Linked DNA regions of Mus musculus: all the other regions are linked to region 1. Evidence: chromatin loops called from intact Hi-C (ENCODE). Cell type or tissue: heart. All regions are shown on one strand. Links, peaks and the distances in the headings refer to the core of each region. The heading gives the core; the rest is flanking DNA.

Region 1 (10,862 bases), core at 3,027-8,026:
AAAGGACCGAAAGCCTTCACACATCTGTGTCTTGAATGTTTTTTCTAATAATAAAAGCATGGCCCTTTGCTTTCCAGGTCCCGGGACACTTACCTATGAGTTTTTAGGGACTAAAGTTAGGAAGGCAACTTTTTTTCCTGTCCAAGCACTAGTTGGGTGCGGGCCCTCGTTAAGATGGAGATTCAGGGCACTTCTGGCCTGAGGGTAGGGAGAGGTGCACCTACAGTGCCTGTGATCACCTGGAGAGTCTAGCCAGCACCTACAGTCACAAATGCCTCTCCAAGAGCATGTAGTGGAGGCTGGAGTTGATCTTCCCTCACTCGCAGCACTGATCCCAGCCACTTAAGACTCATGGGTTTGAAAGAAAGAAAGAAAGAAAGAAAGAAAGAAAGAAAGAAAGAAAGAAAGAAAGAGAGAGAGAGATAAGAAAAAAGGAAGGAAGAGAGGAAGGAAGGAAGGAAGAAAGGAGAGAAGGAAGGAAGAAAAAAGGAAGGAAGGAAGGAAGGAAGGAAGGAAGGAAGGAGAGAAGGAAGGAAGGAGAAAGAAAAAAAAAGGCTAGGGAGAAACCCTTTCTCACCAAGGTGTCTGTGCCCCTCCCACATGCCCTCTCCCAGGGGCTGCAAGCTGTGACACCCACACACAGAACAAGGAGCACTTCCCAAAGTGGAAGGAAAGTAAAACCAGGACGGATCCATTGGGAAGCCGCAGGCCTTGCTGGCTAGCAGACAAGTGGAAGAGAGTGATCAGGAGTGGCCCGAGAAATGCATGGTTATCTCAGGAGTCACTAGGGGCCAGGAGTTTCTTAACTAGAGAGAAAAGAAGTGTCCCCTTGATGCCTCTCTGGTTCCTGGATAAGTACTTCTGAGATGAAAGCAGAAGTGCTGAAGACCCAAGAAACGCGCACTTGCCCGCTTTAGTAAATAAAGGTCAGCAGTCTCATCAATAAAGTGTGCGCTTCTAACCACCACATGTTTCTACTGCTGTCTCTCTTCCCTAGAGGGAGTGGGAGGGAAGAGGGAAAGACAACAAACATTTTTTTATAAGAGTAAACAAACGCATCTGGTGTTTCGACACATTTCTTCCTCCAGCATCTCTGGACGATACAACAATCTGCATATTCAAAACGAAAATAAATAAATAAATGAATAAATAAATAAATAATTCATCCCGGAGCCCACAGAGAAATCTCATTTTCCTGCACACCCCTTTCCCCATCACACAGCAAAATGCAAAGAAACAACAAGTGGCGATGTTGGGTCTCGACGCAAATGCGACCCCTGCCCTATGTGGAAATCTGACACATGTCACCCTGGCCCCGCAGCGCGGAGCAGCAGGCTCTGGGGCGAAACTTTGCTGCGCGACCGGATCAGCGTGGAGCAAAGTCGCAGTCTGGCCGCGCGTGGCTGTGCTTGGGACAGGGTGGGGTGCGGAGTGCAGAGCGTCTGAGTGAGGGCGAAGAAACTTACCGCGATCGGGGACCCCGAGGGCAGCGTCCCAGGAGGTGGCACCCGCTGTGCACCCAGGCAGAAGCCCCGGAACAACACACCCACGCTCGAGTCCCGGCAGCCGCGGCCGCGAGTTCGGGGACACCAGGGGAGGGGGGACCCGAGGAAGCTGCGGCGGGAAGTCGCGGCCGCGGCATAAATGCCCTGGGCGGGCACTGACGGATGAACTGCTGGTGGCGCCGGGCTCCGGCCGGGACGAAGCTGCGGCCGGGGAGCTGCACGCGCCGGCGTGTCTCGCGCTTTCTCGGAGGCTCGCGCTGTCTCGCGCTGGCAGCTCCCCCCACAACCCGGATCTCTGTATGTATGTGTGTGTTGGTGTGTGTGTGTGTCTGTGTGTATGTGTGTGCGCGCGCGCTTGTATGTGTGTGTGTGTGTGTGCGTATGTGAGTGTATGTGTGCGTGCACCGGCGGGCGCGCGCACCCGGGCGCGCGCGCGAGTTGTTGGCGATGCAAACTATGCACACACTGAGAGCAGAGCAGCTTCTCCTATGAGGGGCGGGCAGGGGGAAGGGACCTCCTAGAACACTCTTAAGTACTGTTGGGGCACTTGTTTTGTCTTACTTTGCTAAGTTGGGGTTGTTGTTGTTGTTGATGATGATTATGATGATGATTTTTTTAAAGTGGTTTGAACTCCATCAATCTCTTCATGCCCCCCCCCCAACTTTTTCCAGAGATGGGAGAAATCGCGGGCCAGAATGTTGCTGGGCTTTGCGGTGGAGCCTCCTGGATGACGTCAGGTCCACCTGCTATGTAAACAACTTGCTAGAGAACTTGTTTGTTCTGCCCCGTTTCCCCCACCCCCACCCTTCTCCCCACCTCCAGCTCCGCCTCCTCCTGCCGCCCCAGACGGCGAGTCGGGGATGGGGGTGGGGAGGGAGGCGAGAACAAAACCGTATGCTGTATTGGCACAGCCGAGTTGTGTCTGCTGCTTCTTGGCAGTCCCCAAAGTACGTCCTCTCAGCAGACGGAGCTGCTGGCAAATGAAACAGGGGATTCCACGTGAAGTGCAGAAAACCTAGAAGGGATCCGAAGCCTTTGGTGGCAGGTAGTTAAAGCACAGAGTGTCACAGAGGGAGCCCGCGCCAACACAGCCACGCTGATTGGCCTTTCTCTCCTGTGTGTGCGCCTCTGCGGCCTGGATGGAGAGGCAGAACCTTTCTCACTCTTGGTTGTCGTGGCTCCTGTCTCACTTGGGGCCAGTACTGCTAGGGCTTCCATGTAGTCGCGCAGCCCAGGTCACCGAAGCGGGACTTGGAAAAAGAGATGGCACCACCAAGGTGTAATTTTGTTTTTAAAGTATGAGGCTTTGGGGACTGACTGGATCAATGACTAGGGAGAAAAAAATAACAGGAATGAAAGAAAAGTAGAAATTGCCAGAACCCGCTCGCAGTGCACTTCAAAGCTGTGTCCCCGGTGTTGGGGGATGCTCCGGCTCGGTTTCTGCCACCAGGTCCCTCCTCCACTGTGCGTGGTGCGACCTAGCTGGCTGGTCTGAGCAGGACCAAGAAAGAGATGACAGAGAAAGGGCCGGAGGAGATCAAGGCGGGCCCTGAAGGGTCTTGTGACTTGAATCTGGGAGGGTGTTTCTAAGATGCCCCTCTCCACCCTAGCTTGGGAAGGAAGTTCCTTCCTGCGGTTCTCCCGCCAGCCCCTCCCGGGCCACTGGCCCCCTAACCCTTAGCCGTCGGCGTTCAATACGCGCCGCCGCGGGAGCTTGCAGCCTAGCTGCTGAATCTGTCACGCAGCGATTCCACCGGCGCAGAAACTTTCCACTAAATAGCTATAGCCAAGAAGCCGGGGATGGGGGTTGGGGGGGACACGGAGTTGGGCTAGGCTGCCTTCTAGCTATTCTCCGGAGAGAAATAGCTGCGAACTTTCACACAGCTTTATTCAGTACAAGAGGGGATGGTGGGATGGGGTGGCCAAAGATCAGCATCAACACGTGCCTTTTTAGTTTTTCCCTTCCTCAAACACCAACTGGCCCTTTCTCTAAAGGGCAGAGAGAAGGACCCCTCCCTCCCTCCCCCCCCTCTCTCTCTCTCTCTCTCTCTCTCTCACACACACACACACACACACACACACACACACACACACACACACACACACACACACTTCAGAACCTGCAGTTCTCTATAGGGAGGAAGCGGCGACCCTGGCACCCACATCTGTAAACACACCGCCAGGTTTGCTAGAGAAACCAACTTTTGTCAATAAGCCACAGGGCTGGTCGCGGCAAGTCCGCCTTAGCCCGGAGCGCGAGGAATTGGGGTGAGATTTGGCTTTGAATTGGGGAGCTTTCTGTGAACCTTTAAAACTCTGGTCGTCCTGAGTGCTCTGCTCGCAAATGATATCCGCACTCTTTCAAGTGGTCTTTTGAGAAATGAAGACTCAGGAGTCTGCAGAGTCCGAATCTTTTTAAGAAAGGAAACAGCTCTCGCTAGTATTAAGAAAGGATCCAAAAGCTGCCTCCACCCCACCCCACCCCGCTTCTGAAAGGTGGGGGGTTAGGCGGCTGTGCTTCACCAGCAAACCTAAATAAAATATACTCTGAGTTAATTTGAAATGCTTTAGAAAAAGAGAAGAGTAGACAACTCACGTGGGAAACCTTGAAAACCCAAAGGCGGTGGATTTCCCTGGGCCTGGTGTATAAAGGTAACCGAATAATCTAAAGGTTTCCAGAGCCTCTTTGCCATTATTCCTCCCTCCCCGAATATACACCCACCCCAGTTAAGTCTCCTTCTCGCCAGGTGTACTGAGAAAGTAGAGAAGAATGACTACAGAGGAGTCTGGACCCTCCTAAATTAGGTTTGAATTCCTAAAGAGAAGAAAAATATTTCTTTCTCAGGGATGAGAGATGGACGTGGGGGTAGGGGGAGGTGTCTTTTACTCTTCCATCCATAAAGACACGTTTTGAGGATATTTGACGTTCCTATCCTAGGAGTCTCCAAAGCAAGCAGTTAGAGTTTCCAGAGGATACAGAAGGCCGTGCAACCCAGCATGAGCGGCCTGCTCACTCTTCCCAAGATTCTCGCAGGAATCTGACACAGCAGACCCCATGCTCCCCTGCTTTTCTGCGCCCCACAGTATTTAGCTTGCCTGCAGCAGTGCCCTAGGCCACTAGCCATTCCCGATGGAAGGACACACAGAGAGTGGAAAAAGCAGGTCTTGCTCGGAATTGCTGCCCTCCTGGGACCTTCAACCACAGCCAATGGGCTGGGCCCGGGTTCGAGAGGTGAAAGTTCAGGCCCCGGGCTCGCCCCTAGCTCCGCTGCTCAAGTCGCCTCTCTCACAGCTCCTTCACCCTCGGCCCCTCTGCAATCCCAGCCCGGCTACCAGGGGCTGCCACGGTGGCACGTAGTTTGTTGATGGGTGGTCATAAAATATATTTATTTGCAATTCCTTGAACTCGCCCACCACCCCCGCCCCGCGATGTGGCCCTGAACACTGCAGGCTTTGTTCTCCTGAGCTGGCTGCTGGAGCCGGCCGGGATTTAGCGCGCGAGCAGACTCCAAAAAAAAAAAAAAAAAAAAAGTTGCAGTATCATAATAGGAAAACCGGGTTTCCGCAGCCTAGGGAAATGCCAAAAGGGCAAACGGCAACGAATAGTTCTCTTTTTGCACCAGTCACCCATCAGCTCTCTAGATCACCACAGTCTTTCAACCAAAGGCTGGATGCCTTGGAAAGAGGGTAAGTCAAATTATGACCCTGAAGTCGCCAAGGAGCCCCTAGCCACACGTGAATCTGCGAAAGTCATTCAACATGCTTCCAAGGAAAAGTTGATCAGGGTTACTAGGTGAATAAGCGTTTTCACCACTTGGATCTTGAACCTCTATCAGGAAAATTTGTTTGATATGACGTTTATTTTATGACGAAACCGCAAATCAACAAAATCTGAAAGACTGCTCTATTAGGGTGCTAAAGAAAGATAAATTCGTTTGAAGTGGTATCTGTCAGAGAATTTTGCACGAAATAAACCACACCAAATGGGACCAAGTGAAGAAAACAGTATATGCGAATAATGTTTTAGAAGTGGTGGTTTAATATAGACCTTTATTTCTGAGTGAGTCGCTTGATCTTAAGTTGTTATAAAAATATAGTCATTCACAGGCTTGGGCTTTTATTCTCTCCAAACTTTGAGTTAAACATGAGCCACTTTTCTTCTTCTTCTTTTTTTTTCTTCTTCCCCGCTGTTTTATTGGTGTAATTGTGACAACCTAAAAGTTAAATGACTACTTAGTTCGAAATCAAGAGATGAACAATCCAGAATCACGTTTTTCTCTTTAGATATACCATCTTCAAGGTTATGCTATTAATCCAGAAGCTATTGACAACAAATAAAGTTTAAAGACAAGAGAAAATATTTTCTTTCACACAGGCAAAAAGACAAGTGTCCAAAGGGCCTGTTTTTATGTGTTATAGTTGTGGGAACTTGAACAAATAAAGATATTCTTTCTAAATGGTTTATGTTTCCACTCCCCTCCTCAGCACAGAGAGGAAGAAGAGAAAACTGTAGCTCCATCGGAGTCAGACCAAGGATAATCTGTAACAATGTCAAAATGAATAGAGTTGTGAAATTGGTGGAGTTACAACACCATCTGTCGTTAAGCACTGGGACTACAAAAAATGGGACATAAAATAAATCATAATGAACTCTCCCAAAGTAAATAATAATAATTATTATTACTATTATTACCTAGACATTCAATCTGTTTAAAAATATATAATTTAGAAGTTACCTGATCCATGTTTGACATAGCTCCATATTTCTGTCCAGATTCTTATTTCACAAAGCAAGTGTTCTATATCTTTTCCATTCCAGAGATACCATTTTAAAATTGTCTATGAGTCTGCAGGGTTCCAGGCTCCCACAGCAACCATTTGCTTCTAATAGGTTGCTGAGCAGAACTTGGGAGACATCAAGAGCTATGGATATCTCCAGTAAATCAAATGACAATATTTCATGGAGAATCAGGCTGTGTTCTTTGTTAGTATATCTTACAGTGATAGATGTACCACATTGTATCTTTGGTTTGATTTTGGCTGAGTCAGAAAAAAACAAAAACAAATACAAACAAACAAAACAGACAAAATAAAAAATGAGAGTGTTTCAAAGGGCAGTCAGTATCCACTTAAGGTTTAGAGCTGTGACTTTAAAAGATCAGTTTCTCTGGGAAAGACTCTACAGGCTAAGGATATTCTGTATAAAAGCAGGCTTCCGCCTAAATAAATTTTAAAAAAAGATAACTTTTCACATTTCAAGCAAAAGCATCTATAAAATATTGGAAACAATTTTCCCACATCACTTCAATGGCTCAGAATTTGTATGATATATAATTTCTAAAGAACTCAAAATCTGTCACTATTGGACACTGTTGCACCTTGTTTAAAAATCACTAATTTTTTATCTTCCTGAAAATAAAAACAAATGAAAGAAAATGAAATGCCTTGTTTATATTGATAAGACATTGACTAAAACTGTACCAAGTCAAATTGTCCACTGACCAAGTTAGACCAAAACAAATGTAATGATTTAAGTTAACGGAACCAGTATTTTTCTGAAATAGCCTGTCTATAAAAGAGTAAGTTAAATATCCAATCTTTGATTGTTACTTCTTGCTACATTGATTCAAATATGGAGAACTGAGTAACACAAAAGGCCTTTACCTGTTGATATTTCTAACATTATATTAGCATCAAAATGACTATGAGAGTTTTAGGTGCAAAGCAAACTGCAGGATATTCTAATCAAGTCTTCAAATTTCAAAAATTATAATGGAGAAGTCTAGATTAAGTCCCACCCTTAGTTATTAAAATGATGATTGAATTATTTCGTATTTCTAAACAGACACCACTCTGTCTCCTCTTATCCCAGAGAAAGCATTTAAACACATACTTCCTGTCTTTTTTTTTTCTTAATCTATTAAAACTGATGGGGCTCAATATTGGCACTACCTTTGGACTTCATTGCAATACCGAAAATGGAAACAGTTCTTGTGATGTCCCTTGTAATGTATGTGAGACAGGAAGCCTGACGACTTGCTGCTTTAAATGCCAATTAGTTGGAGGACTATAAGGAAATGAATTACTACTAACAGTGCCATTGTTCCTGATAGGAAACAGATAGTGAGAGACATAAAATCAACCCCAAGACTTGATATCTTCAGGGATATTTAAGAGAACCACATAAGCTTCTCTTCACTACCTTTTAGGAAATAAAGGTTAACAGGACACAGTACAAAACTTAGACCTAACCTTTTAAAGCTATAAGAACTCTCTCAAGTCCCACAACAAGGGGGCTTGTAGGTTTGTATCCGGCTGGATAGCCAGATGGCTCTAGTAACTGTGAAAGTTTCACCAAATGATACTCCAAAGTGGTCAATAGCAAAAATGTTGTGTAAAAGTGCATTGGTGGCTGCCTTCACTTCTCCTTCCTTACCTTACTTTTAATTCCCCCCACCCCCCACTTTTCCTTATTCTGTCCTTTCCTTTCCTAATCTCTGTCTGGTCTTCATCCTTGTCTTCAGAATCACAACTTTGAAATTTGACAACAGATACTTTCTACCTAATAACCAATTCTGTTTATTCAACAGGTCTTTAAAAGCACACCATTTGAATGGGTAGAATGATATCAGTTTGTCCTCTTTTCTTCTTTTCCAGCTCTATCTTATATCATCAATCCATGCATGCCATCTTTCCTGCATTTGCATATCAAAGCAGCATCAATTGGAAATTCATTATCCACAGGCTTCTCCCACAGTCTTTCCTTACCATCACACCTCAGGATTTCTTACTGGATGACAGTTGACAATGTTCTACCCATTTACCCTATGCTCCATGTCTTCTTTTCCAATCCACTCTCATTGTTTTCCAAAATGCTGATCATTTAAAATAAGCAAAAGTTCACTACAGCTGGGTGGTGGTGGCACATGCCTTTAATTCCAGCACTTGGGAGGCAGAGGCAGACAGATTGGATTTCTGAGTTCAAGGCCAGCCTGGTCTACAGAGTGAGTTCCAGGACAGCCAGGGCTACACAGAGAAACCCTGTCTCAAAAAAAAAAAAAATTCACTACAGACAATACTGTCAAATATTAAGATTTTATCTGGCTGTAGGTAATCCACACAGTAAGCATATGCTTAGTTTCTTGAATTAAAGAAAATAATTTTCCCAAATATGCCCTAGATGTTAAATATATCCCAATAGAACATTGTCATATTTCTAGCTATATATCCTTTTCAGCAAATCTGTCCTCTTTGCTATCCAAACATCTAGTTAAAATGTTAGTTAGGACTGCAGATTTACATTATTTTTCATATTAAAGAACTTAGTAGTTAGATGCAAAGTGCATTAAATCTGCATTCAAATTCTCAACTGCATCATTTAATGGCTCAACAAATATTTATATGCCACCCATGGTAGTAGTCATTTTGAGAATTAAAGATGTATAAGATTAGGTCCCTGCACAGAACTTATGTTCAAGTGAGAGAAATAAAACACATAAGTGGATTATTTCAATAAAACATGAATTTCAATAAACCATTATACAGAGGTAGCTCTAGTATACCATAAAACAAGGGATAATATTTCTTAAGGCTGCAGTAAAAGAGCACATAGCCAGGTGTGTGTGTGTGTGTGTGTGTGTGTGTGTGTGTGTGTGTGTGTGTGTGTGTATTGATAATTTACAAAAAGATCTACAAATACAGCTTTGAAAAACATGAAATTTCTCATGTAGCTGTAACTGAGTAGCATCCTCCAGACCATGAACATCATAAACTTGTGATAAAATGTGCTTATATCAAAGACCATGGTGTGTTTAACACCTAGGAAGAGATTCAGTAAATCACCCGAATTATCTCGTTACCCTTACACACAGAATATCTTTATCAAGATTGTTTACAGTTTCTCATACTCTTGCCACAGGAAATTAGTTTTAAGATAGGAACAGAAAAGAAAATGAACAGAAGCAAAAGGACCACGAACACCAAAACAAGATGAATAAATAAATGTTCTGGATGGTAGGAAGGCAGTCACTGAGTTTCCTTCTCAGTATCTTTTTTCAATCTCTCTGAGAAAGTTTTATTTCCCAATTTCTTCCATGACTCACTTTTCTCCCTAGTTCCTTTCTTCCCTCCTTCTCTCCCTCTTTTCCTCCTCCTTCCCTCTCTTTCTCCTTCCCTCCCCCACTTCTAACACCCTCCTTCCTTTGTTCTTTCTTTCCTTTCTCCTGTATTTCTCCTCCTGTCTTCCTTTTCCTTATCTTTCTCCAAAGCAGTTTTTTTCTACAAAGCAGACATGGACTGCACAAACTGGTCTAGATTTCAATTGAAAAGCCAATTTCCTTCCTTGGCTTCAAAAGTGAAAAGATACCACCTTTTTTCATCACTCTCCCCTCTATAAAGACTGCCCTAGAAAACATCTCAGTCACCATTCAGTCACCATCTTTCTAAGCACTCCTGTCATAACCATGTTCTCTCTCTCTCTCTCTCTCTCTCTCTCTCTCTCTCTCTCTCTCTCTTTCTCTCTCTTTTGTTTTGTTTTGTTATTTTTTCAATTTTTATTAACTATTTTCTTCATTTACATTTCAAATGCTATCCTGAAAGTCCCCTATACCCTCGTCCTGCCCTGCTCCCCTACCCACCCACTCCCACTTCCTGGCCCTGGAGTTCCCCTGTACTGAGGCATATAAAGTTTGCAAGAACAAGGGGCCTCTCTTCCCAATGATGGCGGACTAGGCCATCTTCTGATACATATGCAGCTAGAGATACAGCTCTGGGGGTACTGGTTAGTTCATATTGTTGTTGTACCTATAGGGTTGCAGATCCCTTTCAGCTCCTTGGGTACTTTCTCTAGCTCCTCCACTGGGGGCCCTGTGTTCCATCTAATAGCTGACTGTGAGTATCCACTTCTGTATTTGCCAGGCACTGGCATAGCCTCACACGAGACAGCTGTATCAGGGTCCTTTCAGCAAAATCTTGCTGGCATATGCAATAGTGTCTGCGTTTGGTGGTTGTCTTTCTCTCTTCCAGCTATGCATGGAGGTGGGGGGGGGGGAGAGAGAGAGAGAGAGAGAGAGAGAGAGAGAGAGAGAGAGAAGCAAATTGAGTACAAAACTAATAAAGAAGCAGAGGAACTAAAACTTTTATACCACCCCCATTCCCATGAATTCATTTATATATCTCAATTAGGAAAAAGTTTGGGATTTCAGTTAAGCTTTCAGAATGAATCCTGTAACTAGATTATCAATGCAAATCGAAGAGTTTTGTGAAAGGCAGTCACTGAATTATTTGCAATAACATTATTTGCAAAGAATTTAAAAAATAAACAATATATAATTGGCTCTAGTCATTAAGATAGTACTT
Region 2 (10,862 bases), core at 3,674-8,673, 1.9 Mb before region 1:
ACACTTGATCCCGAATCCCCATCCCACTCCCCATTGCCCTCCCTCCCAGTATCCTCCTTCCATCTGCCTTTTATGACTATTTCATTCCCCTTTCTTTTTTTTTTTAATTCTCAATTAATTTTTATTAGATATTTTCTTCATTTACATTTCAAATGCTATCCCCAAAGCCCCCTATACCCTCCCCCTTCCTGTTCCCCAACCCACCCACTCCCACTTCCTGGCCCTGGCATTCCCCTGTACTGGGCATATGATTTTCACAAGACCAAGGGCTTCTCCTCCCATTGATGGCCGACTAGGCCATCCTCTGCTACATATGCATCTAGAGACACAGCTCTAGGGGGTACTGGTTAGTTCATATTGTTGTTCCTCCTGTAGGGTTGCAGATCCCTTTAACTCTTGGGTACTTTAGGGGATTCATCCCATATACAACCACCAAACCCAGATACTATTATTGCGTATGCCAGAAAGATTTTGCTGACAGGACCCTGACATAGCTCTCCCTTGTGAGGCTATGCCAGTGCCTGGCAAATACAGAAGTGGATGCTCACAGTCATCTATTGGATGGAACACAGGGCCTCTTATGAAGAAGCTAGAGAAAGTACCCAAGGAGCTAAAAGGGTCTTCATTCCCCTTTCTAAGTGAGAGTCAACTTCCTCACTTGGGTCTTCCATTCTGTTTAGCTTCTTTGGATCTGTGGAGTATAACATGGTACCTGTAGTTTATGGCTAATAACCACTTATAAGTGAGTGCATATCATGCATATCTTTTTGGGTCTTGGTTACTTCACTCAGGATGATATCCTCACATTCCATCCATTCACCTTCAAAATTCACGATATCTTGGCTTTTAATAGCTGAATAGTATTCCATTGTGTAGATGTACAACATTTTTTATCCATTCTTTAGTTGAGGGACATCTAGGTAGTTTCCAGATTCTGGCCATTATAAATAAAGCTGTGATGAACATATTTGAACATAGACTTTGTGAGATGTTGGAGCATCTTTTGGGTGACAAGGGTGAGGAAGTATGGGGCATCTCCAAGATGAAACAGAGATCTGGGTAAGGGCTGCCCTAAGAATCAATGGGGGTGAACTTAGCTCACTACATTGGGAATATGGAACCTGAAGAAGCCACCTCCTACAGCCAGACAGGAATCCCAGTGTAGCAATAGAGACACCAGCCCACTCACAAAACTTTCAACCAAAACTTATCCTGTCTAAAAAGTAATGCAGGTAGGAGGAGGAAGCAGAGACTGAGGGAATGGCCAAGATTAATCAGCCCAACTTGAGACCCATGCCCTGGGCAAGGACCAATCCCTGATACTACTAATGGTACTCTGTTATACTTGCAGACAGGAGCATGTTGTTCTCTGAGAGGCTCCACCCAGCAGCTGACTCAGACAGATACAGACACCCACAGCCAAACAATAGATGGAGTTTGGTGACTCTGATGGAAGAATAGGAGGAAGGTCTGGGTGATAAGAACTGCATAGGAAGACCTACAGAGTCAACTAACCTGGATCCTTGGGGCCAATGTCTGAACCACCAACCAAAGAACATACATGGGCTAGACTTAGGCTCTCAGGTCATAGGTAGCAGATTTGCAGCTTGACCTTTACGTGAGTCCTGAACAACTGGAACAGGAGTTATCTCAAAAGTTGTTGCCTGGATGTGGAGTATGTTCTACTACCTGAGCTGCCTTATCTGGCCTCAGTAGGAGAGGAAGCACACCTACTGAGGGTTGGGGGGTGGGGGGCGATACCTAGGAAGCCGTATCAGAGGAGAAGGGGAGTGGAGGTTGAAGGATTGTGGGAGGGGGTAACCAGGAGTGGGACAGAGAGCAGGATGTAAAGTGAATACGTTAACAAAATTAAAAACTGAAAAAAAAAAAAAAAGAACAGGCCATATGCTCAGCAGTAGATGGCCAACATAACTTGAACCCAATGTGTTGGATTTGTTGTTGTAGATTTATTTTGTCTCATATTGCTTTGTTTAGTCATTTATCTTACTGGCCTTTTGTTTGTATATTATCATTTGTGATTTTTGTGCTTTTTATGTTATGTGTGTTCAAGCATGTGTGTTATGTGTTTGTCATGCTGTTTTTATTTATTTATTTATTTATTTATTCATTCATTCGTTTTTTGTGTCTTTTTATTTTTATTTTTTACTTATTTTTATTTTCCCGTTTATTTTCTAAACTCGGAAAGAAAGGAGGCATAAGGGATGTGGAGGGGAAATCATGATCAAAATATATTGTATGAAAAGTGTTCTCAATAAAAATTAACAGACAAAATAAAACATGACTTTTGCCACATAAAGATTAAAGTTGGAGGCTCTTCTCTTTAGTGTCTCTTTCAAAGAATAGATGTAAAGTCTCCGAATACTTAGATGTTGTCTGTAGCGTGGGAAGGGGAATTGTGCTGGTTAGCTTTTGCCAACTTGGCACAGCTAGAGTTAGCTAAGTAGAAAGCTTCAACTGAAGAATCATCCTGATTGCTAATTGGCAGATGACACAGCCTGGAGGCCACGCCTTCCCTGGAAGGAGGCCACGCCTTCCTTGGACAGGTGCTTCTAGTATGGATGGGGAATGTGGAGAAGCAAGCCAATGAGCAGTGGTCTGGGTTTCAGTGCCTGCATCCAGGTTTCTCCCTTGAGTACTTACTCCTCTCACCTCAGTGACAGACCGTGATGAGAACGTGTACATGAATTAGTAAGTTTTCTCTCGAATGTTCTTCTCTGCCATGGTGTTCATCAAAGCAATAGCAAGGCAAGCCAGGACATGAAATTGAGTCTGTACTGTACATGTGCTCTGGTAAGGAGGGTAAAAACCCACTTCTATTTCCCGTTGCCATGTATCAGATGCAGAAATAGTGACAGACTTATGATCTTCTGAAATATCTCATGAGATAGACCTAATGCTAAATTATAGTGAAAAAAAAAACTTACCTTGGTTAAGATTTTTTTTTAGAATAATTGTATCTTAAGAAACTCTTTTTTCCCCAGATACATTCTTCTTTATTAGATGTTTTCTTCATTTACATTTCAAATGCTAGCCTCTTTCTTAGTTTTCTCCCCAAAAATCCCCTATACCCTCGCCCTCCCACGGTTCCCCAAGATATATTCTTGTTTAAAAAGCAGAGATAGTACTGATTGCTTAGTAGGTGCTTTAGTGATTTCTTCTGCATGAATGGACTATATGACTTTCTATGTTCGAAATTCTTAGAGAATGAAACAATTTGAACTACTGCGAGTCAGAACTTCCATTTCCCTGCCTAGAGGCAAACACAACTGGGGAAGAAAAACAAAACACCTTCCAATTATGTAATGATGTTGAGTATTGGTGGTCCACAGATTCTCTGGAAGAGAGAAAATATGGCCATGTCAGCTGAATATTCTGTCTAGTCTCTGTCATGATTCTGTTCAGTTAAGTGAGCATAGTAAGGTTCGAGTACCAAAACAATGGGGGCAAATTCCCAGTTAGAGACTTAGAGCTGCACTATTAGTTCTCCAGGCAGGAGCTCTCACATCTGCTGTCTTCATTTTAAGGCACAATAGTAGTTTGTGTTTTCCCAAATATTTTATTTTTTCATCAGTATTCAGATAGGGGAAAATGTTTATAACAACAAGCTAATTACTTAGAACTTATGACCCAGGTGGAAACAATTACTCACCCTCTTGTTTTTAGTAAAATTGCAGTGTGTGTGTGTGTGTGTGTGTGTGTGTGTGTGTGTGTGTGTTTGCTTGCGTATAATATACACGTGTGTATGTGTGCAGATCAGACATCAATTTTGGATTTCTTTTTCAATCTCTCCCTATACTTCACTGCACCTATGGTTACCGATTTCACCGGGATGGGTGGCCAGAGAACTTCTGGGATCCTCCAGTCTCCTTTCACTAGGGCTGCATTACAGATGTGCACCACTAATCTCCGCTCATTTTTATGTGGGATCTGAACCTAGATCTTTCTGCTCAAGCAATGAGACTCCAACAACTGAGTCAAAGCCACGGGACTTTTGTTAGATTTTGCATGTTTGTGAGTGTATTCTCAATCTTTTGCTCCTTTGCTGATTCTTGGTTGTTAAAACAGCAATGAGACTAAGAAATCCATGGAGCGGTGTGGAATGACAAATTTTAAACTGACTTGTTACCAGCCATAAGAGTAAAGCACAAAGATGAAATCTTCAAAGTACAAAGAAAATATAGAGATAATGTACATTCTTATTGATATATATTCACACTGTTGCTGTGCTGTGCTGTGCTGATGGAAAGTTATATATGTGTTCAGATTCTCTTGTGAGTTTTCTTCTTAGTTTTCTCACTGTCATTTGCTTGGGAAGGTACAAATGTCATAGGTATAGGTGATAAGGATGAGAGTCAGGCATTTGCTGAGCCCTCCCCCATCTTTTTTCCTGTATGTGGGTTGAGGACCTCAAGTCTCGAGCATCCCAGTATTGCAACTGGATAGCTAGTGTATCAGTCTCTGGAGAAACAGAATTGACTCCTCTTTCTAGCAAACACTGGAGTGTACAACAGACCAGAACATTTGTAAAGCTTCCCCAAGGTATACTGTGCTGATTGCATCCTCCATCATCATGGTAAAGAAGCCAGAGTTGGTATGGTAAGCAACTACAGCCATTTTCTCTCAGAGCAGCGACCAAATCCAGCGCTGCCTTAACACTGAAACTCTGGCTCCCTGGCTCCTTTCTCCTGTTCTCCTAGTCTGCAAAGCTTTCTTAACCCACATGGTTTTGGATTTCGTTGTCCTGCTAAGCTAATACTCATTTAAGTTAGGAGTTAGAATACTCCTCGGTAAACACTGCAGAATTCTCTGCAGTTTAGTGCTGTATTTCTAGCCTGACGACATATCATAATTTACTATTTATCATCAATGTTGTTTAAAGGAATCTTAAAAGATGTCTACAATTAAAGTATATGTATGGGAAGATGAACTAAAAGCAGCCACATGACAAACAAAGGGAACCAATCTCGGAAATGCATTAGTCAAATGGACTACTCTGCAATCCAGAGACAAGCCTTTTTTTAACCTGTACTCAGATACCTTTGTAGTCTAGCACCCAGGACGTTTTGAGATTTTATTTTTTCCTAAAAGTGACTCTGGCTGGATGGCTAGTGTATTCTATTATTGAATTTATTATTATGAAAATCTGAAAAACCCCCTAATCCCTCCTCAGCATCAGTGAAATACTTTGATGTTGTTCTATGTAAAATGATTACCTACAATTCAAACCTAACACACACACACACACACACACACACACACACACACACACACACACACACAGAGAGAGAGAGAGAGAGAGAGAGAGAGAGAGAGAGAGAGAGAATCCCTCTGGTTTCTGAACAATTCTTCCAGTGTTTGGCCACCCCTTTGTAAGATGTCTTAGACACCTAGTATTTGTTTTTCACAATTGGATGTCTAAGAAGTAAGTTGGGCATCTCTAAAGGACTTTTCCAGCCTTACTCAGAAAAGCATCAATGGCTTGAACACATCGCATGTGCTAATCATTAAGGAGGCATTTGGCTGGCTGCCTTTTGGACACTACCTTAAATACCATGTGCAAGTTCTGTTTCTCAGACGAAGCATAAACAATAAAACGGGCGGCCAAGACACTTGCATGGTTTCCCACTAGAGGTCTCTCTCGTAACAGCTTTCCTTTTGTTGGACTCATTAATTATTTTACTCAAAGGAACAATTCCACCTTTTAGACTAGAATGCTGCACTTAACATGTTATGCTAGAGAAAGGGAGACCGCCGCCTTCGCCTCGCCTCCTCCTTGACGAGTACATATTAAGGTGACTGAATGAATCATTTTGGGTGTTTTATTACACAATGACTACACTTAAGGAATGAAGTTTGAACTTTCACCTGTGTTTCCAAAAGTTTCATAATCTGACCGGTTATAACAGTTTGCCAAAATAAGTGTTCCTCCTGAACTAGCACTAAATGCCAGGGCTTTGCAATCTTCTAATAATACCCAAGATATGGTGTCACCTTAGATCACGTAATTGCAAGGCTGAACTACTTAATGTTCTTTTCTTTTACTTTTAGGGGTGAGAAAGAGAGCATTCTCCCATTTGTATGAGAATATTCAGATTTCTTCTTTTCTGTTTCTGATCTATTCCTTGCACAGACAATAAACGATTAACTTCAAGATACTCCATATACTATGATGGAACTCTTTTGGTTTTTGTATATGCCATTTGATGGAAGTACTAATTAGAAACTTCACTTTTAATCAGAAAAAAAAATCCTGTAACATTAACTCATTCTCAGAGACCAATCTGTTCCCATTAATTTACAACAGAAGGAATTTAAAAAGAAAGCAAGCACTGAAAAATGGCACGGAGCGTGTTAGTACAGAATGACACACTCTGACATCTGTCACAAAGCTACTTAAGTATTCAGATAACCCAGACTGCTCAGATTTCCGAGGCCAGAGGTAGAAAGATGGAACCGTGTATTCAAGAGGAGAAAACCAGCCGGAAGATGTGAAATACAAGAGAGCAAAGGAGTGTCTCGCAAATAGCTTTAGTGTTCGACTGGAGGTAGAGTCTGCCTGCGCTGAGCAGAGAGTGATGCTGTGTGATGAAAAAGGCGGAGAGTCAGCAGAGAGGACATTTGACAAGCTGCAAAATGTACCACAACCTGGCTAGGAGAGCACGAACCTGTCAGACAACCATTTTGAAAACCGGAAATGGTGTTATAGTGGGAGCAGAAAATACAATGCATTATTTACATTCCTTAAGTTCTATTTGGCTAACCCAAGAGTTCACACAATATCTCTTCTAAGGGCGGTAAATTATTAGGCAATTAAGTACACATTTCTATCAATACCTCTTTAGCCTACCACTTAGTCATCGTACTAAATCTGCAAAGACAATCACTTCAACTCTTTGGAGGTTGGTTGCTGACTAAAAATCCTTCTGATATCAGAGCGGGATTGGTTGGATATTTATGAATCCACGAGATTAAAAGGTACTCATATTTTGTTTCCCAAAATTTTGTTTTCTCCTCTGTTCTTGGTAGACTCCCAGTGGTATCCCAGGCTGACTGAGGTGATTGGTGTTTATGGCATTTCAGTGGATAGAGGAGTCCTGGGATAATCACACTCATGGAAGTTTAGTTCAGGAAAATGTTGGTTTGTTATTTTCATTTTAAAGTCAGGAGTCAATACAGTAAAATGAATATTGTCTGCATTCTGCGTGTTGGGAGAAAAGACCCAGCTACTTAATTATGAACCAAACAAGCATGCAAAAGACATTAGTTTGGTAGAATCATAGCACACAGACGCTACAGAAATACACAGTACAGAAGGCTGAAGGGCATGCTAGGAGCATTTTATGAATGAACATTTTATTTATTTATTTATTCATACAGAAAATTAGCTCCTTTTAGTGAAATGTAAAACATATGAAATCTTCTGGAATGACAGGCTTTCGGGAAAGGTATTATATTCAGGAGGGTTTTTAATCTCTCTGTGAACATACTGCCCTTAAAAGAGGACATTTATTTCATGATTTCTTGAAAAACTTATGAGATGGTATGCACTGTAGTTATTTTTGTTTAGTGAAGAGTATTCTAGTTGAGAAAAGGAGAGGTTAACCTGATGGATCATCCTATGTGAACTGACCAAAAAAAAAAAAAAAAAAAAATCCATCAAATTGTAGCAAGCTCCTCCCTTCCCTGCCAAGGCAGTTGTTGCCGAGGTTAGCGTACAGCCAAACCTGTACATTTCAAAGCTGAACTTTAATTGAAGGACAGAAAAATGATACTGTCATTAAAACAAGCAAGCTGAAAGCTTCCAAAGGAGACGAAGGGTAATAGAGCTAAGCTGGCCTTTTTCTTTGAATGTAAGCAGTGCAGTGGCTTCCTGCAATCTCTTTCTGCTTATATCCACACGCAGGGTAGCTCATGCTAACAGTCTCATGTGTTTATGTAGTTGATTCTATTTAGACCAAATCTGGCATTCTCATGTCATACACAGCTCTTAGGAAAAAAAAGAAGTGCAGCACTATTTGACCTTTAAAAGGATGCATTCCACCTTCTGTCTCAGTAATCGTTTGGATACAATTTGTATTTATTAGTGACCAAGGAATGTTAAAGGAATCCAGTTGTTTAGAGGTAGAGGAATTCAGACTTCTTGGTAGTCTTGATCTTCAGTCTTTTTCTTTTTAGTGTGTTTCAGAGTAAGGTTGGACAATTTGGAAAGTAAATAAGGTTTTTCTCATTTCCTCATGCCTGATTATTTCCTCCTCTATCATTTAATCCTTCTTTTAATTCTCCTTTCCTTCATTATCCTGTGACATTTTAGAGAGTTATTTGCTTAACTTTTTTGTGCACATCTTCCATTTTAAATACTCAATGAGTTTTCTGAGGTCAGCGGAACCTCTTACAAGACAATGTAAATACGTTTTAGTGATTTTTAAAGTACGTGGCTTTAAATTCATATCTTTAACTTTTTCGGTTCATTGTAGAAAATAGAACTCTTCAGGGATTCCTTTTCTCCCAGTATTAAATTATAGATCATAGAAATCGCTGATCAGAGATGAAAATGTCAAGAATATGGATAACTGATGTGTTTCCTTCCAGTGGAAAGCGCTACTTGACTGCCCAGGGACAGGCTGCATCTCATCCTGGGTGGCCATTCAGGTACCTGTGCTGACTCAGAAATGGCTTCTTGTTTTCCTTTTGGAAAATTTCAATGTTTTTCTCCGAACATCAAGCTTCTAACAAGTGTTTCTCTTGATGGAGTAATTTACAGCTGGTTGGGAGAGGGAAAAGGTGCTTGTTATCTTGCCTGGGCTGTGAATGCTCACTGCTTAGATCAGAGTGAAGTTGGTGAAAAGAGAGCAACAGGCGCCCGCCCGGGTACTGACTCTGACTTGAGTGAACTTAAAAGAAAAATGTGGCTCTTTGTTCTTTAAAGGAATTTTTTCTTAATGGACAAAGATTACTCTTCTGAAGCAAATGTTTGAACCATCTTGTTGACAGTTTGGAGGGAACCAAAATGCCACAGAAAACATACAGAAAGGTGTCATTGCTTGATTCTGCTTTCAAAAAGAGCTAATTCATTTTCTTGGGGCTTTGACATATTTATGTGATTTTTTTTTCCTTTAAAGTATATATGAACAGCCATAAAAACTTTGTCAGGAGTCACCTGATATATCATTTATATAACTAAATTCTGGTATAGATAAATATGAATACTAAATCGGTACAAATGCCTTGAGTAGTGTGTGCTGTAAATCATGCATCCGCTGTCATCGTGAGCTGAAACATGTCTACAGACGGAGGAGCAAGTTTGCTGTACCTAATCAGAACAATGTGTAATCTGTTAGTGTGCACGAGGTCCTGCCAAGCCCAAATTATTTACAAGCCACATTTCGTGTCCTGGAAAGTTTCATAAATGAAGAGTATTATGTCTACCAAAAATAAATATACTGGTTTTACACACTAACGTCAAATCAAAGCAGAAGAAAAACATGTACAATGTATTTGATAAATACTATCAAGCATAGGAAATTTTGACAGTTGTGTTTTTATTATAATCATTTTCATTAAAATTGCTTGTTGTATTATTGTTTCTGCTGACCTTGTTCTGTTAGTTTCTTGGAGATCTGGAGTCAGAAAAGCCCCTTTGTTTCATCTTCTGTTTTCCAAAACTCAGATCAAATATGCACAAGCATGAAAGATGAACAACTTGCTCACAGAACTGCACATGGATGAATGCCCGTGATGGTGTCTGTTTCATGTATGTGTGACAAACCAAGCATGCCAAAGTAAATAGACATGTGTGAAATGCCATTGTGCTGCCAACAGGTCATAGATGCATTCTTGTAGGACAAGATACACAACAGCCATGCCTAGAACGAGCCTGGAAAGCACGCTTTTTCCAGGAAATTATCTGAGCGACTGCTGTATCTGAAACGTGTTTATGCTATTGACAAAACTGAGAAATTATAAAGTTCAAGATATTAAATGGTACTTAATATAAAATTTGTGATTTTTAATTTTATTATTTTTGTTTGTGTGTTGACTATAGTATTCAGATCAATATTTCAATAAAGATAATGGGTATATCCAAAAAGTTTTTCTAAATTTTTCCACTGAAAAGGGCAAGCTTTAACTTTTCATAATTGGTAGTGACAATCCTTATGTGACAGGGACACATTTTATGTTTTATGTAATTTTGCTCTATCATGTGTCACCTTACGTTTCTCATTGAACCTGGAGATCAACATTGCATCGAGAACAGTGGTTCTCAACCTTCCTAAAGCAGCAAGCCTTTAATACAATTCCTCATATTTGCGTGACCCCCAACTAGAAAATTATTTCATGGCTGCTTCATATCTGTAATTTTCTACTATTATGAATTGTGATGTAAATATCTGATATGCAGGATATCTGATCTTCCACCCCTGTGAAAGAGACATTTGAACTTTCCAAAGCACTTGCAGCCCACAGGTTGAGAACAGCTGATCTAGAGAACTGGCCTGGAATTCTCTTGGGGATCTCCCTGTTTTGACTCACCACCACAGTGCTGCAGTTACAACTGTGACTGGTAGTTACATGGCCCTGGGGATCTGAACTCATATCTTCATGCTTGTGTGGAAGGTGCTCATCTTCTAAGCCATTTTCTCAGCCCTCAAGTATTTTAATTATAATCCCACTTAAATGCAAAATATTTACATTCAAACAAAATTTTAAACTATTTCATGCATGTGAAGCCAGTCACAAGCCAAATAGGATATAAACTGCTGAAAGTAGGACCACTATATTTTGTGCTATTTTTATTGGCCATTCAGGATGGAACTGTAAATCTGTGGTGGTACACTGTGGAT
Region 3 (10,862 bases), core at 3,210-8,209, 1.3 Mb before region 1:
ATCCTCAGGTATTTTAGAAATAACTGTTTATGGAACTTCGTGTGTATGTGCGTGTGTGTGTGTATGTGTGTGTGTGAGAGAGAGAGAGAGAGACAGAGACAGAGACAGAGAGACAGAGAGACAGAGAGACAGAGAGATAGATCGAGACAGAGAACAAAGTTACAGGTACCTGGTGGAGTGTGGGATGTTTGTTCTCACTTGTGCATTTACAGTAAATCTGTATTTGATCAGGAGAAACTGAACCAATCATGGGTCCTGAGTCCTCAGATTCCTTTTATAGTTAGAAACAGTAAACAATGTGAAAACTTTCATTTTTGACTCATTCATACAATCAGAATTTTTCTCTTATAGATAACAAAAAGTTATTTGTAGCTTTAGTCCTGAACTATAAATCTTAAGAGGTGAAGTGTCAAGTTGGTGAGAACGATGTTGTTTCAAGTGGAAAATTCTGATACTAGGTTAATGCTCAGTGATATTTAGCTTCTTGTTTTGGTTAGTCCGTGGAGGCTAAGGAGTCAAGAGTTAAGTGAAGAGCATACATTTGAGTTGTTCTATAAAGCAAAACATACTTCACAATAGCTTCAGAGCCTAGGAACAGACGACAAAGACTCTGGTGTTCAAGGCATCCTGTTTTTCTATGGGACTTCATTAATTTCATCTTTGAAAAGGCAAATTGTTTACTTTCCTTTATGTTACAAGTAATATAAGAATGACACTCTTTCTTCCTCAGAATGATATTTAATGTCTAAAAATTTGTGTCCTTTTAAACTACAGATTTACAGGTAAAGTATACCATGTCATGAGAGTCTCGTCTGGTAACTGTAACATCAGGTGAATTCACATGGTTTCTTCATAAGTTTAACATTACTCAACAAAAAATCTTTTCATTTTAGGCTGTTCAATTTGTTGTTTATTTATTAGCAGGAAATTACAGAGAACAGAGCAGAAAGGCATTCAATAACCTAGCAAAGGCATTCTTGGACCTGACTGGTGTACTGTTTTTTAAACACTATTTCTCCTTTTGAATAATGAAAAGGTTTGCTGCTAAGTGCAGACGGCTGTAGGCTGTTGGCTCTTGATTCTAATTTAATATTTTGATGCTTAGTAGTGAAGAAGTCCTATTGGCAGCCATTCAGTGGCATGTTTAAAAGATGCGAAGAAATGTTTCAGTCTTTTCTTCCTTAAAATAAGATTGAAGACCTTCTTTCTTTCTTGGGAGTCTATATTTCTCAAATGTCTTGGATACACAAAGGGATAATGGCATCGGTTCATTCTAGAGACAATGCGTCCTGCTTTCTTTGCCATAATTAATATGGATTTCCTTTCTTAGCTATATCCCCATTTGCTGTTCATTTATCATAGCAAAACTAGAACTCATACATAGAAGTTAAACCTCTATAAGTTCTTAGATTGTGAATGTCTAACAGCAAGCAGCAGAGCTTTTCTTATGGAAGTTTGGGACGTGATTAAAAAGTGAGGAAGTAGTATTGGTATTTTCTTAGCTGTTAGGGAGAGAAATTCTGCAGCTTTCACATGCGATGTCAGAAAGATATTTCTGTGACCTGGGAGCCCAGCAGGGTTCCCCGGCAGGTTGTCAAGGGCAGGGATGGTTGGTTCTTCCCTGTGGTATGCATTCAGTTCTCCAGTGCCTTCACAATTATTTGCTTCAGCCAACATGATCTGAAATGCATACAGAAAAGCATACTCCTATTCAATTTTTCAATGAAAATCTCAATCCTAATTAACGACAAATCAGTAAAGCTGAGTAGCCCGAGGTAGGTTAAAATGAGAACTTTGTACATGAAAGGCTACCTATGCCCCAAAATCTAAGAATTTTTCTAGTTGCAAACCTCCGGATCACTCCATGCAACTTCCTTGACTTCAATTATCCTCCTAAGGAAAGTGAGAGCAGGTTAACCAAGCCGAGTAGGAGTCCGTATCAGCAGAGAAGAAGTCAATTTTTTTTTCATATAGCAAAAGTCATAGATCTCAATGGGAGTAGATTTCTGGCCCTGTCATCTGACAGTGAGGAATGGAACAAAGTTGGAATTTATGCCCTCCTGATTAGCTGAATTACACCCCTGGGGCCTTAGCCCTAGAAGGAGTGGAGTTCTGTTAGCACTTTCTTTGCTCCACTCTTAAGGGCATTACTTTACCACACTATTATTATGCTTACATTATCCTCCCTTGTGAGACTGCAAGTTCTATAAGGACAGCACAGTGCCCTATGCCCTTTGTGGGCAAATTGACAGTATTACCAATTACCTTGAAAACTGTAAATGCTTAAAAACCCACACATATTTAGGAAAAGAAAAGGGGGGCGGGTATTAAATAGGAGACAGAGGAGAGTTTTCAAACACATAACTGCAGTTGACTGCACTTCTACTTCCACACAAATATATATATATATATATGTATATATATATATATATACATATATATATATATATATATATATATATATATATACATATATATATATATGTGTGTGTGTGTGTGTGTGTGTGTATTTGTGTGTATAATAAATAATAATATAATAAATTAATAATATATACACATTTTAATTACCAAACACTGAATACACATTCAAATACCAAACAATCCAAGGATACAGTTGCTTTTTTCCCCATCAGTAAAAGTCATCAATGCTGTGCTGTGCTGTGCAGACTCTTGTTCAGATACTTCACACACTCCTAAAGAAGGCAAATTTCACAAACATCCAGAATCATGTGCTATCATCAATCCAAACTTTTGACTGAGCCACACAATATTGGTGAATGTCGTTGAAATTTTAGGAAAAAGTTTCCATTTCTCTAAATAGCGAGTTATTTGAAACATGATTAACACGAAAAAAGGTATTCACCTGTCCTTTGAAAAGCAGCCTTTTGAGATAAGCTTAACTATATAGGAGTATTTCATTGTTTATGATGGTCTCCTATACACGTCCTGTCTATACTGAATATGATCCCAAACAGATTTCAGATAAATATTTTGAAAGTCTGTGATACCATGTGATATCTTTTGAAACAAAAGTATGATATATTTTGTCTGTTTTTCCCCCTTCACCATATGGTGTTCTTACCAGTTGTTGTTTAATCAATAATTAGATTCTAAATTTCTTCTTTTACCATATTACCTTCATGGACAACTTATCTTGAAAGTGTATTGGAATGTTATATTTAGTCTCTTTAGCTAATAATAATGTCCACATATCAATCATACCCTGAATAAAAAGGTAAATAGTAAATTAGAGTGTATTTAGTCTGGTGTCAGCATATTTCTAAGTCGCTGCATTCTCCTCCTCCTCCTCCTCCTCCTCCTCCTCCTCCTCCTCCTCCTCCTTCTTCTTCTTCTTCCTCTTCTTCTTCTTCTATTCAGTCTGTAGAATAAGCTGGCTTGCCACTCCACATGTAACCTCACCTGTCCTTGAACTACTAGTAGTCAGCCTCTTAACTGCTTAGATTATCTGAGTAAGCCCTTATACCTGGCTGTTTGGTGCATTTTCTAAAGCAAAAGTCAAAAATCTATTGCAGCATGCCTGGTGAAATGTGAGGGATCATATTGTTCACTCAAAGGATTCAAAATCACTCATCAGAGAAGCCTCTTAGCATGTCTATGAGGGAGTTCTAGAATTAATTCATTTTGATAGAAAAACAACTTCTACATGTGGATGACATCATTCTCTGGTCAGGGCTCAAGGACTGAGTAAGAAGGAAATAGAGACACAAATACCAGCATTCCTGTCTCTGCTTCCAATGTGACACCAGCCTCACCATCCTCCATCAATATATTCTTGTCATGGTGCACTACACAACCCTGAACTGTAAGACAAAATAAAACCTTTCTTATCTAAATTGCTTCTCACCAAGTATTTGGACACAGCGATGAGAATACACTATACTTGTAATTTCATAATTTAGGACACTAAGGCAGGAGGATCACTTTGAGTTAGGGGAAAACTTGGAATACACAATGAAGCCATGTTATCAAAATAAAATGAAAAAAAAAACTGAACCTTATTATACTGGCAACATATTGATTTTTAGATGTTACTTGTCTTAATTATTCTATAGCTTTGAATCTCCTGACTGGCATATTGTTTCAGCTAAGTTTTATCTTTTTATTTTCAACAAACTACTGTGAAAACCTAATCTATATTTTCCTTCTATCTCTTCTAGTCACAAAGTGATTTCTGGAGAATCTATACTATCAATAGGCACTGTCAAGATACAATGCTTCTCATTCAGTGTACTGGAAGATGATCATCTGAGATGGGGGTTCCAGCCTGCCTGAAATCTGATGTAAGATCCTTGGGGATTTGCATGTGGCTCCTCTCTCTTGTATTTTCATTTGGCCTTTGCTTGATGCATGCAACTAGCATGAGAGAAACCTCTCTCTTTTCTTTTAAGGCCATCAGTTCTATCAACTTCTAACCACATGTTATTAAATTTGCTTTACTCTATCTCCAAACACAACCTCATGAAGGGTTAGAATTCTCCTATGGTTGAATGAATTTAACATAAATTCATATGTTAAAACTGAGATCTCAAGATGATGGTGCTAAGGTGTGGACCATGTAAAGAGGTAATTAAGTCTCAAGGGAAGAGACCTCATGAATGGGGTGACCTCAGGAACAGTTGGAAGATCACAGCCTAGACCCTTCTGCATTTCTAGTATGTGTAAAAAAAAAATAGGCCAAGGAAGTCTCACAGGAAGATGGCTGAAGAGACAAAACATTTGGAATCATAGCACCTTAAAACATTTTCAAATCCAAAGTGATTTAAAAGCCAGGACTTCATACAGTCGCTGGAAAAGAAGACACTCCATAATAAAATCGCCAAGAGACAGCATTGAAGAAAACCTCTGAAAGCAGCAGGATAACAGACACCACTTAGAGGCAGGCCCAATAAGGATGCTTACAAAGCTTTCAGAAACTACATCAACCTGGCAGTAAGGAGGTGGCCATAGTGTCCACCTAGAATTTAAAAACCAGTGAACATCTTTAGAACTAAATGTGCTGACTTTTCTTTTTAGTGAGGAGCAGAGGGAGTTTGGGAGGTATTGCTTCATTCTAATAATAACTTGGATGGTGAAAAACTGAACAATTCACAACTAAGGGGCATTAGTGTAATGAAGACCAGAGCAAAATGCTCAGTGTAGGAGAGATAGTTAGACCCATACAAAGAAGTGTCACTTTTCTAAACTCCACTGATGAATAGGAATGAGCAATGGGGTGGGAAAGTCTAAACTGCAGTTATTAGTTGCAGGAGGCTAAGTGTCGAAAAGTCTGACAGTTATAGGCCAGATGTTGGGGTGCAGAGTTCTCAGGCTTGAGAGATTTACCCTAAGGAGCTTGTCAACATCAACAGTGATCAGTGGGGAAAATTCTCATCCTTCCAGCAGGGGGAGACAAAAAGTAACCATTGGGAAACAAGCTGGTGGATCTTCGTAACTGAGACTATCCTCAAGAGAAACTTCCCATTTTTTTAAATTCATTTTTTAAATGAGATCCTAAACTAATTGGGGATGATGGTGTTGGTGTGTGTGTGTGTGCGTGTGTGTGGCTGTGGCTATGGATGTGTATGCCAGTTCTAGCTAACCCAGAGGAAGGGGAAACCACAGCTCCAGCCTGCTCTAGCCATTAGTCTCTAGGAGGAGGAGAAAGATGAGTTAGAGTCACATGGGAAGTTCACAGCACAGCATCACAGGCTTACAAAAGGACTCAGATGGACTGCAAGGCAAACTGCTTTCAGAAGCTGGAGTTGGAGACTTATATGCCACTTTATTTTAGTATCCAGATCATCTATTATACCAACAAGATACAAAGAAAATTCACAGCAAATGGAAACACACACACACACACACACACACACAAGCACACACACCACAAACTTTGAAAGGGCAGAACAACCATCAGATGAGGACTCAGATAATGTGTCATCTTGAGAATTATTGAACATGAAACTTAAAGCATCTACAGTTACTACACTAGGGGTTATCATTAACCCTTTCAACAGAAAGCAATGGTGGAAGTGGCAAAGAAACAGAAAGCCTTAAAGTCAGCAGAAAACCTCAAGGTCAAAAATACCTTAGCCAAACTGAGGAGGCCTTCAATTGACTTACTCATAGATTATATGCAGGTAAGGGAAGTATCTCTGAACTCTTCTGATCACAAGAGAAGCTGTCCAAATAGAAAAGCAAAGACGATAAAGATTAACACAATAGCAACAAGGGCAGAGTCGAGCATCCCACAACTACTGCAGAGTTTGCAAAGCTGCACACATGTATCATGGGGACACACAGTACCATGATAAGAAAGAGGGAGGGGGAGGACAAATGAATGACTGATGCCTGAGAATCTGAAAATTAGCAGGAGACACCAAACAGTCGATTCAGAGCTCTCAGAGAATACCATAAAGAAGTAACAAAAAAACTAGAAAGTGAAATCAGGACACAGCAAAGTCACACCAAGGTTTAAGATAACAGAACTATAGCAAACCAAGGAAAAGGACAGGAAATCTATCAAGAGCCCACCAAGGTAAATGAACTGCAAAACCTTTCCAGTAAAGATAGGAATTGCAGATGATGCATCCTCACAAGCCAAGCACAAATCAATCAATCAATTAATAAAAATTAATTAATTAATTAATTGATAGATAGTTGACTAAGGTTTTGGATAACAGACTGAAGGAAAAAAATGCCAGCCATGTAGTACTTTGTATCCTTCATAACTATACTTTAAAAGTGTAGAGGAAATTGAGAATATTGCAGTCAAAGTAAAATTGAGGAACTACGATGCTAACATATCCATTTCGAAGGAAGGGCTAACCCTAACCCTATGTATACCAGGGTAGCATTAAATTCACAGAGATCAAGGATTAACCCTCTGAAACTCTAAGTAGGCCCCCATTTAAATGCTTTCTTAAATACGTTGTCTTGGTTAGAGTGCCTCTTCACCAAAATAGGACAGTAACAAAACAAAGACCTGGGCTATGGAGAAAGAGATTAATAAAGGAGGCTTCATGAGATACACTGTGAGGTTACAAAACTTCTGCTTCCTCCTGATGGAGACTGTGCATGAGTGACACGTCATAGAAATCAACGTCCCAATACATTTGAAATTCAAAATAGGTATTTTAAGGTAAAAAGACAAAAAAATTATCTTAAAATATATGCATAACAACACTCAATAAAGCAATGTAAATGATGCTAAGTGGAAAAACCTTCGCAGTAGCAGTCTACAAAGAAACAGATGGTCAAATAATGCTGTAGATGGCAGGTGAGGGACTGGACACTTCAAATAATGCTGTAGATGGCAGGTGAGGGACTGGACACTTCAAATAATGCTGTAGACGGCAGGTGAGGGACTGGACACTTCAAATAATGCTGTAGATGGCAGGTGAGGGACTGGACACTTCAAATAATGCTGTAGACGGCAGGTGAGGGACTGGACACTTCAAATAATGCTGTAGACGGCAGGTGAGGGACTGGACACTTCAAATAATGCTGTAGACGGCAGGTGAGGGACTGGACACTTCAAATAATGCTGTAGACGGCAGGTGAGGGACTGGACACTTCAAATAATGCTGTAGATGGCAGGTGAGGGACTGTAGATGGCAGGTGAGGGACTGGACACTTCGGAACATTTACTGCTTTTTCAGGAGACCTATTTTTTTTTTCCCAGCAGCCACGTCAGGTTCTAGAACTCTAGCTCCAGTAAATTTGGTACTGTTGTCTGGCTTCTAGGGCACACGTGCTCACATGCACACACCTACACAGATTTACACTTAATGACAACCAAAAAGAAAATAAACATTTTAAAAAATAAAATAATATTTTAAAAATAAAAATTAGTAGAAACAGTAATTTAAAAAATGTATTTGCAAAAAGTCACATAAAAGAAACACAAAACTGTCAACAGTGTTTTCTTTCCTACAAAAATTAATAATGTGAAGTCTTAATAAGAATAGCAATGTGAAGAATATGTATCTACTATATCATCGTTTGTGGGGACATATGATAAAATATACCAAAAATGTAATACCCAGATTTCCATATTCTATACATTGCTAGAAATCTAACAAAAAGAGAAAAAAATAGCTGAGCTTATAAAGTTATATCCAGAAGAATGTTGAATGTATTGTTATTGTAACAAAAAACAATCAGGGCTATCTAAAGATATTACAGTAAAAGATAGTAAATAACAGACATGTATGCAAAATAGTGACATGTCATTAAAGGCTAATAGAATGCGTCTTCCTCACATATACAGAAACCTTTACTGAATAATCTGTATTCACTGATATGTATACAAAATGTATATATTACGTATATAATATGTATTATATATGTGTGTTACACATTCACATTGTTAAGATTCCCATCAGATCTCCAATTTTCTGTGATTTTTTTTTAAATCTCTGTGAAATCTGCTAGCACCATCTTTGTCCCTCTTCGCCTTATTCTTTTGATTAGGCGATCCATCCGCTAAGAGTCACAAAGGTTCCGAGTCGGAGAGAACCTGAGTACCGTCTCCAGTCTCCTAAGAGGATTCTAAAGCATTCTATTTATTCAAACACTTACTTATTCATGCGCTTTTACTGTGTGCGTCTGTCCAGGCCACAGTATGAACATATATGCGTGGACAGCAGAGGACAAGTTCTCCTTCCAACATGTGGGACTCAGGGATGGGAGCCAGGCAGCAAGTGCTACAGGCCACTGAGTCATCGCCACTGCCCCTCATGAGAGACACTTTGATCTATATTTTGAATTAGAAGCAGTGTGGAGAAACTGGATATTTAATGTAAACATAAGTGTTATAGGGGGAATCTCATCATCCAGTCCTGTGTTGAGAAGGCCAGACTGATTCCATGACAGGCTTCAAGTTGGCAGTTAAAGAGACTAGGCCTAAATCTCTGTTTCTGAGAACTGAGCAATTCCAGGTAAGTCCAGGCCTCAGAAGCTGCCCTGCCACTTGTCCTGAGGCAAGGACAATGGGTCCGCAGCAGGTTCCAGACCTCCTCCAGCAAGTTTCTAGCCCCCTTACCCCAGTGAGGGAATGTCCGTGGAGATGGACTCAACAGATTATCATGGAGGTCATCTACCCTCCTAGTACGCTTTAAATCAAGCCTGCAAGCTCAAGTGGGTGTCTCTCTATTCTGGTAAACGGAGAACCCAGCATGCTGGACTTCTGCAGAATAAAACATTCTGAGTTTACACACTACGTGAGTCCAGGGTATCATTCTTCAGTGAAACATGGACCCTTCTACTGTCACATTGAATTCCACCTGATCCCTAACCAAGCCCAGGCTCCCACTGGGCTTTGTTCCGTGTGTTTACTAGAGTCCTGTATAGCTGCAGTCATGACATACGTAGTCCCTGGCTTTCTTCACGTACTGTCCTGTTTTAAATCTTCATTCATGCTCTTCCTTTTGTTTTATTTAATTTTCCTCCTGTACTACGTTCATTTAACAAGATAGTCAAAGATTGTTTTGGTCACTGGTCGTGTAAATCGCTTTCAGTTTAGAGCTCAATGAGAACTGTTTGCAATAGTCTACTCTAACATAGTTCCAAGTATTGTGCTCTGAGTGGTGGATGTGAGTCTCCTGCTTCTTGTTTGTCCATCTGTCTGTTGTTTTGTTTCGTTTCATTTTGTTTGTTTTGTTTCTCAGACTTGAGCATATTTGAGGAATATAGTTAAGACAAAGATTTTCACAGACCATAGTAGAAGCTGGCATTTTTCAAGGTTTTAAAATTACATTTACTTTAGTTTTGGTGTGCCATGCATATGAACATGCGTGCATGCATGTGTGTGTGTGTGTGTGTGTGTGTTTATAAGTTTGTATGTTCACCCACATGCATGTGGTCGATGCCACAAGTATGGATGTCCATGGACAACTTGTAAGAGCTGGTTCTCTCCTCCCACTGTGTGTGTTCTGGGGAAGAAAGACATGTCATTGGGCTTAGGGGCAAGTGGCAAGTGCCACTGAACCATGTCAACAAACTCAAAGCTCACTTTATTTTTTAAAAGAGACGAATCTCCCTTAATTATTTACCTGCTTTTTCTTCTGTCCTTTTATATAGTTTATAGACAGCCATAAATTTAGTGATTTCATATTTAGATGTTAGGAGTCTGAACCTTTCATGATAATGCTGCTTCAAGGATTATTTTTCAATATTCTTTTAAATATTTAAAAGAAATAAATTTCTTTTAAATATTCCACCTTGGACTTCTCCTCCTGCTACCTGGAAAAGTTGCAAGTGTGATTCTCCACTGCTTAGCTGCAGGATGCAAAGTGCCTCATGAAAAACAAAAGCAAAGAAAACCACAAACCCAGCTTCCCCTCAATACAGCTCATAAAGAAGTTACTTCAGGATTTTGCACAACTTTGGTAGTGCCCTGTGTTTCCAAGTAATTATTTTTAATAATTTTGTCTCAATTTAAAAGTGCTATATAGAGAAGAGAAATGATCAGGCGGTATTATTAGAAGGCCTTTTTCTTCTTTTCATTTATAGAATTGGCAAAGAACTATTTAGATGTGTCATGTGAGGATTATTTTAGAGTGGAAATGTTTTATTGTGCTTCTATGCGTTGAAACTTTGTTTCCTTTTCTATAAAAACATGCCATCCCTATAATCAGAGACTAACCCACTTATTGCTACCATCCTGCAACAGCTGAAAGAACACAAACACAGTTGAGGCACTGGGGTAAATTTGAAGATATTTTTTAAGTGCTTTATTGAACATCACAATTACTTTATATAACAGTTTTACAGCTTCTTTTTTTTTTTCGTTTTTCAAGAACGATTTTACATCTTATACAAAACTATAATAGTACTCCTGAACTGCCGATAAAGGAAAA

Evidence for each region. A loop is a pair of places that touch in the nucleus more often than their neighbours do. Peaks named below come from ENCODE experiments on the same cell type or tissue, not always from the same donor. Only the 100,000 strongest peaks of a DNase experiment are listed, where the experiment ranks them.
Region 2: a loop joins it to region 1, with 4 times the contacts of the local background. A loop is called at or near these places in 7 of 42 quality-filtered maps.
Region 3: a loop joins it to region 1, with 14 times the contacts of the local background. A loop is called at or near these places in 11 of 42 quality-filtered maps.

What each region holds. Positions count from the first base shown.
Region 1 is chr6:14,892,366-14,903,227 of GRCm38, reverse strand. Foxp2 (forkhead box P2) reads right to left here and starts at 1,879. Exons shown (of 19, transcript NM_053242.4): 1 at 1,467-1,879. In heart, for the core only: a CTCF peak has its summit at 6,104; DNase peaks (open chromatin) are centred at 3,127 and 4,747; H3K4me3 peaks cover 2,429 bases; H3K27ac peaks cover 2,441 bases.
Region 2 is chr6:16,792,686-16,803,547 of GRCm38, reverse strand. No RefSeq gene overlaps it. Among named protein-coding and RNA genes, the nearest start is that of Gm36669, 21 kb to the right of the region's middle. In heart, for the core only: a CTCF peak has its summit at 5,650; no DNase peak of the experiment used is centred there.
Region 3 is chr6:16,215,957-16,226,818 of GRCm38, reverse strand. No RefSeq gene overlaps it. Among named protein-coding and RNA genes, the nearest start is that of Gm36406, 250 kb to the left of the region's middle. In heart, for the core only: a CTCF peak has its summit at 5,391 (motif pointing right); no DNase peak of the experiment used is centred there.